Linked DNA regions of Homo sapiens: regions 1 and 2 are each linked to region 3. The links are chromatin contacts, found by Hi-C or POLR2A ChIA-PET in ENCODE. All regions are on one chromosome and are shown on one strand. Each heading gives the region's core, a stretch centred on a gene start or an enhancer-like site at or near the end of the contact. The rest is flanking DNA. Distances are from core to core; before and after follow the strand shown. Region 1 holds the start of ABHD12 (abhydrolase domain containing 12, lysophospholipase). Region 2 holds the start of ENTPD6 (ectonucleoside triphosphate diphosphohydrolase 6). Region 3 has its middle 39 kb from the start of GGTLC1.

Region 1 (2,843 bases), core at 101-2,600, 1.4 Mb after region 3:
CCTGAGATCATCATATAGTAACTTCTTCAAACCACCACGAAGTAGCAAGGCTTCAAAGCTGTCAGGAATGCTACGTTCTACAACAGCCAGATAATTAGGAAACCAGCAGATGGGAGGAGAAATCTGTCCCTATGAAACACGTTCCCATCTCAGTTTTGAAAGTGGCTTTATATAAACGCATTCATCTTCTACCCAATAACCCAAAGGTTATTGAACGCCAATAACCAAACGACTCAGGACTGCGAGATGATTCCCAAGGAGGCGAACTTGTGCGGACAGATTTCAAGTACCACGAACCATCACCAGCAGAGCGAAGGGCAGGTTTCCCTCCGACGGCTGCGATGCTCCGAGTCCCTCCTTCCCCTAGCACCCCGCCGCCCACTGAGCCCTTCCCCAAAGGTCCCCGAGTTCTGAGCGACGCACGCCCCCGACCCTAGTTACCGGGGAGAGCCGCCGAGGGCCCAAGGCGCCAGTAAGGCTCCGCGCACGCAGCCCAGCCCGAGGGGCGCCCGCCCGGGCGCTCGGTGTGGGGCCTGATGCAGAGCAGGAGGAGGAGGTCCGAGTGGGCCCCAGCGCTCTCAGGGTCTGGCGCCGGCCCCTCTGCCTCCCGCCTCTGCTGTGCCTGGCGTCCAGGGATCTTCCAAGGACTCCCCACCCCCTACCCTGCTCTCCCACGCGGGGTCATGACTTCGGGCGGCGCCAAGCCCCCAGCGTAAGGGTCCCCCCGGCTTCCCCGGGAAAGGGTCGGGGTGCAAGGCTAGGCCAGGAGTGCCTGGCGAGAGGGCCGGAGCAGGACACAGGGGGTCAGCGGCAGGGCAGGGCGCTCCCGCCGCGGTGCCTGGGGAAGGGAGCGGGGGTGGGGCTGCCGCGGGCCAAATGCGGGACACAGGCGCGGACGGGGGCGGCCGCGGATCGGGCGGACGGCCACTCTGGGAGGGGCTGGGAGGTACCGCGGCCCCCTGCGGGACGCACCTGCGCAAAGTGAGGGACCGGCCCCCCCCCCCCCCCCGCTCCGCGCGAAGCCTCACCTGCCCAGCGCCCGCTTCATTCCCGCGTCGGCTGCGCAGCGCGGCTCAGCCGCCGCCGGGCCCGTCAGGCGTAGGTTCTGCTTCAGGCGGCAGTCGGCGTCCAGCGCCGCGGCGGCCGAGCCGGAGGAGGACGAGCCCGCGGCGGCGCAGCGCTCATGCTCCAAGGCGACGGGCTCGGTCCGCTTCCTCATCCCGCGGCCGACAGGGCCAGCCGCCGACGGCGCCCGCTGGCCTGCGCCGCAGTGCCGCCGCTCACAGCCGCCGCCACCCAGAGCCCGGAGCCCGGAACCCGCCGCTCCTCACATCCCAGCCCAGGCCGCTGCGCCGGCTACGAACCAGCGGCGGGGGCCCGCCAGCCAGGCCGGCCAATCAGCGCCGGGCTCCCGCCGGCTCTGCCCTACCCCCCTCCCCCGGCCCCGCCCCGGCCACCTCCTCTCTAGTTCCAAGGAGCGCGCGCCCAGCATCCCTGGCGCCACCCGCAGCCATTTTGTGGGAGGGTGGGCGAAGCTGCAGCGGCGCGTCATCTGCAGGGCAGGGCTCTGGGCTCCATCCGCAGGCTGCAGCTGTGCTCGCCCGGGCGCTCGGTGTGAGGAGCACCCGCTCCCGGTCGTGCCCGAAAGGGGTGGCCCAGCGAGGCAGAGCCGCAGCGCTGGGCTCCTCGTGCTTCTGTGAACGGAAAACCAGAGGTAGCAAATAGCAGTTCCGTTCTCGTGATTCTTAATTCTTTTTCCACAAGGACATTACCTTTAAAAGTATGCTTTCCGGTCGTCAGTTTTTAATTTGAAGTAAATGTATATACTCAGTGTTTACTTTTGGGCCGAACATCAGGAAATGAACTGCTTGAAAAATTTACTTTTTAAAAACCTGTGTTAGATTTTAGATTTTTATAAAGCAATTAAGACTACCTGATGGGAGGAAAATCCATTTCAAAGATAAATTCGCCCTTATGAAACCCAAATTTAGTACTAATTCAACCCATCCTAGAAAGAGAAAAGGAAAGAATAAAGGGCTGTTTCACAAATTTAGTTTTATAACTTTGGCTTTCTTCAATATGGCATTAGTTTTACAGATGATCTATAACAAAGAGAGATATTTGCTTATTCCAAAGTAACGTTAGAAATTTCAGCATTTGTCACTTTGAAAACTATTGGCAATTGATAAAGGTCAATTGGAAATGCGTTTAGAAATTCAACAGCTTTTTATATTAGTTTTTTCTTTTTTTTTTTTTTTTTTTTTGAGACGGAGTCTCGCTCTCGCCCAGGCTGGAGTGCAGTGGCGCGATCTCGGCTCACTGCAAACTCCGCCTCCCAGGTTCACGCCAGTCTCCTGCCTCAGCCTCCCAAGTAGCTGGGACTACAGGCGCCGGCTACCATGCCCGGCTAATTTTTTTGTATTTTTAGTAGAGACAGGGTTTCACTGTGTAGCCAGGATGGTCTCGATCTCTCGATCCCGTGATCCGCCCGCCTCGGCCTCCCAAAGTGCTGGGATTACAGGCATGAGCCACCGCGCCCGGCTGCTTTTTAAATTAGTTTTGTAATGATACTTTGAAATTGCAAAATAATTTATTGACCATATTACTAAGTGTTACAGCCTGCATTCATAATTGTGTCAATATCTCCAGATATACTTTTTAAAAACATTATGGGCCGAGCTCAGTGGCTCATGCCTGTAATCTCAGCACTTTGGGAGGCGGAGGTGGGTGGATCATTTAAGCACAGGAGATGGAGGCCAGATCAGCCTGGCCAGCATGGTGAAACTCCGTCTCTACTAAAAATACAAAAATTAGCCGGGTGTGGTGGCACAAGCCTGGGTGAC
Region 2 (2,881 bases), core at 377-2,876, 1.2 Mb after region 3:
TCAAAATACTAGGAAGTGTAAATTAAAACCATGAGATATAGTTTTGTCATTATTGGATTGGGAAAGATCCAAAAGTTTGGAAAGACCCCACTGGTGAAGATGTGTGGAAACCCACAGTCTTACACATTATTTGCCAGAGTGTAAATTAGTACAGTGTCTAAGGGGGGCAATTTAGCCACGTTTGGCTAATATATTATTTTAAAGGACATATCCCACCATAGCCAATTCCACCTCTAAGAATATTTCTGACAGATATACCCACATGCATGCACAAAGACAATCCACGGGATCCAGTCACATTATTCCTAACCCAAAGCAACTGGGAAACACTTCAAGGTCCATCAGTGAAGGCCCGCATAGGCTAACCTCTGTAATAACCAAATCTCAGTGGCAGTGTCCAACCAGGTGCTTGTGGGCGACCTTCCAACAGGCACCGCATTGCCCGGCTGCCAGGCCGGGCCTGTGTACTGTCCCCGCATCCCATACAGCTAGCACTTATTCACCCTCAAAAGCGTCCCATCCTGAAAATAAACTCTTGCCCACTTGGTGCTTCAGGAACCTGGGCTTCTTCCACTAATAGCTCTCCCAGATGCCCCAGTGCGCAGGTGGGGCCGTCCTCTAGGACCAGGCCTGGCTGGGGCGCACCCACACCTCCTTGGCCAGACGCCATGGGCCGGGAAGGGGCTCTGGCCCTTGCGGGAATGAGGGCGCCTAGCATAGGTGTGCAAGTGGGCAGCCCCCACCGTGGGGTCCTTAAGTAAGCTGGAGCCTGTGAGCCAGGACAGTCAGGAGTTGCAACCTTGGTGATTTCTAGGAAGACAGAAAATGGGGTCAAGGGCCGGGTGTGGTGGCTTATGCCTATAGACCCAGCACTTTGGGAGGCCGAGGCAGGCGGATCACCTTAGGTCAGGAGTTCGAGACCAGCCTGACCAACAGGGCGAAACCTCGTCACTACTAAAGGTACAAAAATTAGCCAGGCGTGGTGGCGCACACCTGTAATCCCAGCTACTCAGGAAGCTGAGGCAACAGAATCGCTTGAACCCGGGAGGCAGAGGTTGCAGTGAGCTGAGACCACATCACTGCACTCCAGCCTGGGTGAGAACCTGTTAAAAAAAAAAATAAGAAAATGGGGTCAAGAAACGGTGGGAGGAGGGCAGATTTCATGAACCTGCCTGCTATGATGTGGCTGCATTTCCATCATGCATTGTCCTAAAAAAAGAAAAAGAAAAAAATAAAATGTAGACGTGGAGGGATGGGGGAAATTGCACAGGCCGGTCCAGGCTGTGAGGCTGCCCCCTACCAGGGACGACGAGGGCCAGCTCCGCCGCGCCGTAAGGAAACTGGCCAAGGGAACCCCTTGAATCTGGCGAGGGCCCGCCATGAGACGCTCGGGGAACCAGACTGCCGAGCCCCCCTCTCTGGGCCGACGCCAGCCCGGCTGTGGACTGGAGAAAACCGCAAGGCCACCTGCAGAAAGAAAAGAAGGCCATCGCGCCTACGCAGCTGAGCACCCATACTCCGCCCGCGCCTGCGCAACTGGGTCCCCCGACCCCCACCTCCTCTCCCGCCTGCGCATGCGCGGCTGGGTGCGCCCCCCCGCCCAGCCTGTGACGCCACGTGCATGGGGCGGAGCCCAGGCCCTAGGGAATCGTGGGGTCGTATCCCGCGGGTGGAGGCCGGGGTGGCGCCGGCCGGGGCGGGGGAGCCCAAAAGACCGGCTGCCGCCTGCTCCCCGGAAAAGGGCACTCGTCTCCGTGGGTGTGGCGGAGCGCGCGGTGCATGGTAAGCGGCGGGCCGGGGCGCTGGCGGGGGCGGCCGGGGATCACCGACTGTAGGCGGGCCTCCCCCACGCGGGCGCGCTGCGCTCCGGAGGACGGCCTCGGGGTCACTCGCACCCCGGGTCCCACCTCCTGCTGCCTTCCTGTCCAGGCTCCATTAGGGCTCCCTGGATGTCTGGGCTCCGCTGACCGGTGGGGGGCAAGTCCAGTGTTTTGGGCCACAGGGCGGGCCAAATAGCAGGGGCCTGTAGCCCCAGGGGGCCCCAGCCCTGCTGCGTTCATTCATTCAGCCCGCTTTTGCGGACCCGCCCCCAGTCTGCGTCAGGGACAGACCCCTCCGCCCTGGATGAGCCCGGCGGGGAAGCTTCGCGTAGCAGTTTCTGGGAAACAGGTAGGATCAGGCCGCTCGGACAGGACTGAGGGTGTAAGGACGATTCACCCTGGCATTGGGGTGGTGTCCCGAGGAGCTCATAGGTGGTCAGGGCGGTTCTGCCCGAGCTGACCTGTGAGCCGCGAATGCCCTGGACCGAGGGAGGGAGAGCCCCCTAGGTGGACAGACTAGACTCCTTCAGTGGAAAACATTCAACAGCCAGGAGAGCGTGGAAGAGGAAGGAGAGATGGGAGGGCCCAGGGGAGCGTGGAAGGGAGGGTGTTTTTATTATAAGTGCACCTGTAAGTGCAAAGTGCAAAGGAAGCAGCCGCCGGGAAGTGCCTGGGCAGCTCTGGGTGTCCCTCCAGGCACCTGTATTCCAGCCTTACCTGCGCGAAGCCACACATCCCACGTCACACAGGATACGGGGAAGTCAGCCATAGCCTGCAGGCGGGGAATCTGAAACCTCGCGCAGGAGTTCCTTGGGAGAGGTGGATTACAAGGACTCTTCCTCCCACCCGCTGTGCAAGAGCCATGGGCGGCCGGTAGTCATTTTTGAAGGACCTGGCAAGCACTGTACAAATCTCAAAATTGCTTTTTGTCCCCCTCCCCTTGCCTTGGAGAGAGTGGCTGGCTAGTGTGTGTGTCGTCTGCCTCCTGAAGGTTCGGGTAAAGGACCAGGGAGGTGGGCAGCCCTTTGTGTCAGGAGATCTGGAAGCGCCTCCCCTCCCAC
Region 3 (2,953 bases), core at 276-2,775:
CCACGGAGATGATTGAAGGGGAAAAAGGACAGAACATGAAACTAACAAGCTTGAGGCCTTATCAGTGTCTATATTGGCAAATTGAGGAGCGATGCACTCCCCAAGGTGGGTAAGCTGGTGGAAATGGCACTGCTGACTCCCAGGCAGGTGTTTGTATACTGATGTTTGTCTTCCCACACACGAATGAAAAAGACCAGGTAGAGTGAGCTCCTAGCCCACCCCTCTCGCCCTCTCTCCATACCACCGTGCTTCCTCTGTCCCTGTTCAGCAACGAGAAACAAGCTGAAATGATCTGTGCATACATATTGCAAACAACAACAACAAAAAAAACAATGAACGCAAAATCAAATAAAAACATACATCAGAAGTGAAATTAACCAAAGGAGAATGAATGTAAACACACAGTTCTCTAAGATGCTCAATAAATCACAAATATCATTACTCCATAAAATCAGTTAACAGATAAATACGTACAGCTAATATGTATCAACTGAAAAAAAAAGTTAAAAGATAAATAGAAATTCAGGTAGATATTATAAAATATCAGAGACAGACCCATAAATGCACTGATCAGGTTTCACGAAGATGAGAACAGAAGAAATAGAACAGAAATAATGTATCCAAGTGGTAGTAAAACAAAATATTGTTGAAATGAGCAGCTGAGTCTGTAGACTTAGAGGCCACACCATTCCAGGCAACACACATACTCTGGAAAATGTGTGATGAGTGCCCTCCTTTAATTCTTGGGACATTTATCGGTCCCTGTATTTATACTTCAGTGTTTATGGTTTTTGAATATTTTGAATTGGGATTTCCAAATATTTTCTCCCATTTTCCATCATCTTTACTTTTTTATTTATAGTCCTAGAGGGCTTTGTCTTTCAGCCTTACCAATAATTTTATTTGAACTTCAGAAATACTAATTTTAACTACCAAGAATATTTTCTTGTCCTTGATTCTTTCCCCGCAGCCTGTCCTTGTCTTAAGGATATAGTTTCTCAAATACTTGTGATGATGTTTTGGAGCTTTGAAAATGATCTCTTTTGAATTATCTCAATTTCCTGCAAAATATGTTACTTTTGTCGGCTTTGGCTGTTCCCCTTGGAATTGTCGCCTTTCCTCCGCCTCATTGAGCAGAGCTTCCTTGAGGACTGGAACAATTCCAATAGCTCATCTCCACCTGTGTGCATCTCCCCTCACTCCAGCCACAGAGGTCAGCATCTCTCTGAATTTTGGTTTCGCCGTTCTCTTTTTTGAATACATAAGTCTAACCTTCATATATGTATGTTTAAGTAATATTTATTTTAAATTTTAAAAATATATTGAAATACTATTAAAGTATGTTTCTCCAGGGACCTATTTCTTATTTTTCCTCCCTTAACAAAGTGTTTCTATGATCAGTCCTTGTTGCTGTGTGTAGCAGTAGTTGATTTTCAGACAGGAAGCTCTTGTAAATTACTCTGGCCAGTGAAACAAGTAAAAGGGTACATGTGTCAGTTCCAGGAAGTGTTTACGAGTCAGCGCGTGATTTCCTGTGCTCACGCCCATGGCTGCCACATCTGGGGAAGCATGTGTTGACGTGGAGCTGCCACAAGATCAGCACCTCCTGGAGTGATGGGCTGCAGCCCCGAGAAGGTGGCCCTGGAGAGTTCTGGGAGCCAAAGCAAAAGTGGCATGAACAAGAAATACATTTTGCTGTGCCACATCAGTAAGATTTTCCAGCTATTTCTTAGCACAGGATAATCTACCATACCTTTTCCTTCCTTTCATTTTTGCGTCTGCAGTGATGGTATTCTATTTCACTTTTCTATACAGATCACTGATTGTCTACCTCCACCTACGAAGCAGTCCTTTCCTCCCCCAGGGGCCTGCAGTGCATCTATTTGTGTGAGCCTGTTTTGGGCTTCCTTCTGCTCCATCATCAGCTCATCAGTCCTGAACAAATACCTCTGTAGTCTTCATTACTGCAGCTTAATAGTATCTGGTGTAGTAACTCTCTCTACTTTCTATTTCTTTTTCAGGACTGTCTTTTCCAACCTTACTTTACTCATCCATTAAGTTTTAGAAACCTACAACCACATACACAATGGAAAGCTTGTTGGGGTTTTGGTTGTGATTGCATTTGAGGAGCTTATCGTTACAATATTGAGTGTTCCTACTCATCGTAGCTGGGCTATGGGCTATTTTTCTTTTTTGATATATCTAAAGCATTATAACTTTTTGGAACAAAAGAATAGGATTTCTTGAGTTTAGGCAACCATCTGGAATTAGAAGTCTATTTGCAACAGTGTTTCACAGAGATAAACTCAGGACTCAATACCATAAAGCAAAGTACAGGGAGGAGAGGGGTTGGGGAGAGGACTAAGCTTCAGGTATTTTCTCTGTGTCGGATGCCCCTTGGGTGTCATGCATGCAGTATTTCAATTTATTCCCATGAAACCTCTATCTAACATGTAGCATTTTCTCCATGAAATCAAGACCCAGTTATGTTAAGCAAACTATCAAAGCTCAAACCCTGGTAAAAAGTGACAGGGCTAAGAATTGGAGAAGGCCACTTGGATTTCAAGCCAGGCTTCCCCAATATCATCATGACAAGTGTATTAAAGAAATTCGAAAGATTTTGCCTGGCTTTCTTGAGGTTGATGGATTGGCTTATTGTCTTGGCTAATGCTTTCTATCAAATTTTTAATTATTACAATAAATTTTATTTTTATTATTTATTTATTTATATTTTATTTTTTGAGATGGAGTTCCATTCTTGTTGCCCAGGCTGGGGTGCAATGGCATGACCTCAGCTCACTGCAATTTCTGCCTCCCTGGTTCAAGTGATTCTCCTGCCTCAGCCTCCCGAGTAGCTGGGATTATAGGCGCCCGCCACCATGACTGGCTAATTTTTTGTATCTTTAGTAGAGACGGGTTTTCACCATGTTGACCATACTCGTCTTGAACTCCT

Evidence for each region. A loop is a pair of places that touch in the nucleus more often than their neighbours do. ChIA-PET counts read pairs that join two places held with the same protein, here RNA polymerase II (POLR2A). Pooled maps may share reads with other maps.
Region 1: a map of CD8-positive, alpha-beta T cell shows a loop between it and region 3 (7-fold over the local background). The contact joins the promoter of ABHD12 here to the enhancer-like site in region 3. A Hi-C loop is called at or near these places in 2 of 168 maps with a recorded cell type or tissue (CD8-positive, alpha-beta T cell and naive thymus-derived CD4-positive, alpha-beta T cell) and 5 of 50 pooled maps.
Region 2: a loop to region 3 is called in a map of CD4-positive, alpha-beta memory T cell, with 8 times the contacts of the local background. The contact joins the promoter of ENTPD6 here to the enhancer-like site in region 3. A Hi-C loop is called at or near these places in 1 of 168 maps with a recorded cell type or tissue (CD4-positive, alpha-beta memory T cell) and 6 of 50 pooled maps. POLR2A ChIA-PET finds 5 or more read pairs at or near these places in 2 of 52 experiments (CD4-positive, alpha-beta memory T cell and activated B cell).

Annotation. Positions count from the first base shown.
Region 1 is chr20:25,389,485-25,392,327 of GRCh38, forward strand. ABHD12 (abhydrolase domain containing 12, lysophospholipase) reads right to left here and starts at 1,351. Exons shown (of 13, transcript NM_001042472.3): 1 at 1,029-1,351. The coding sequence starts at 1,219. RefSeq lists silencers at 441-600, 771-930, 971-1,020, 1,061-1,480.
Region 2 is chr20:25,194,086-25,196,966 of GRCh38, forward strand. ENTPD6 (ectonucleoside triphosphate diphosphohydrolase 6) reads left to right here and starts at 1,627. Exons shown (of 15, transcript NM_001247.5): 1 at 1,627-1,782. LOC101926889 (a long non-coding RNA gene) reads right to left here and starts at 2,807. Exons shown (of 6, transcript NR_109994.1): 1 at 2,538-2,807. RefSeq lists enhancers at 1,083-1,322, 2,173-2,242, 2,623-2,772 and a silencer at 1,463-1,882.
Region 3 is chr20:24,025,911-24,028,863 of GRCh38, forward strand. No RefSeq gene overlaps it. Among named protein-coding and RNA genes, the nearest start is that of GGTLC1, 39 kb to the left of the region's middle. Within about 2 kb of position 1,526, at least 13 of the 41 ENCODE cell types and tissues checked have a DNase peak (open chromatin) inside an H3K27ac peak, as active enhancers do; they include CD8-positive, alpha-beta T cell, where a contact is called at or near this core.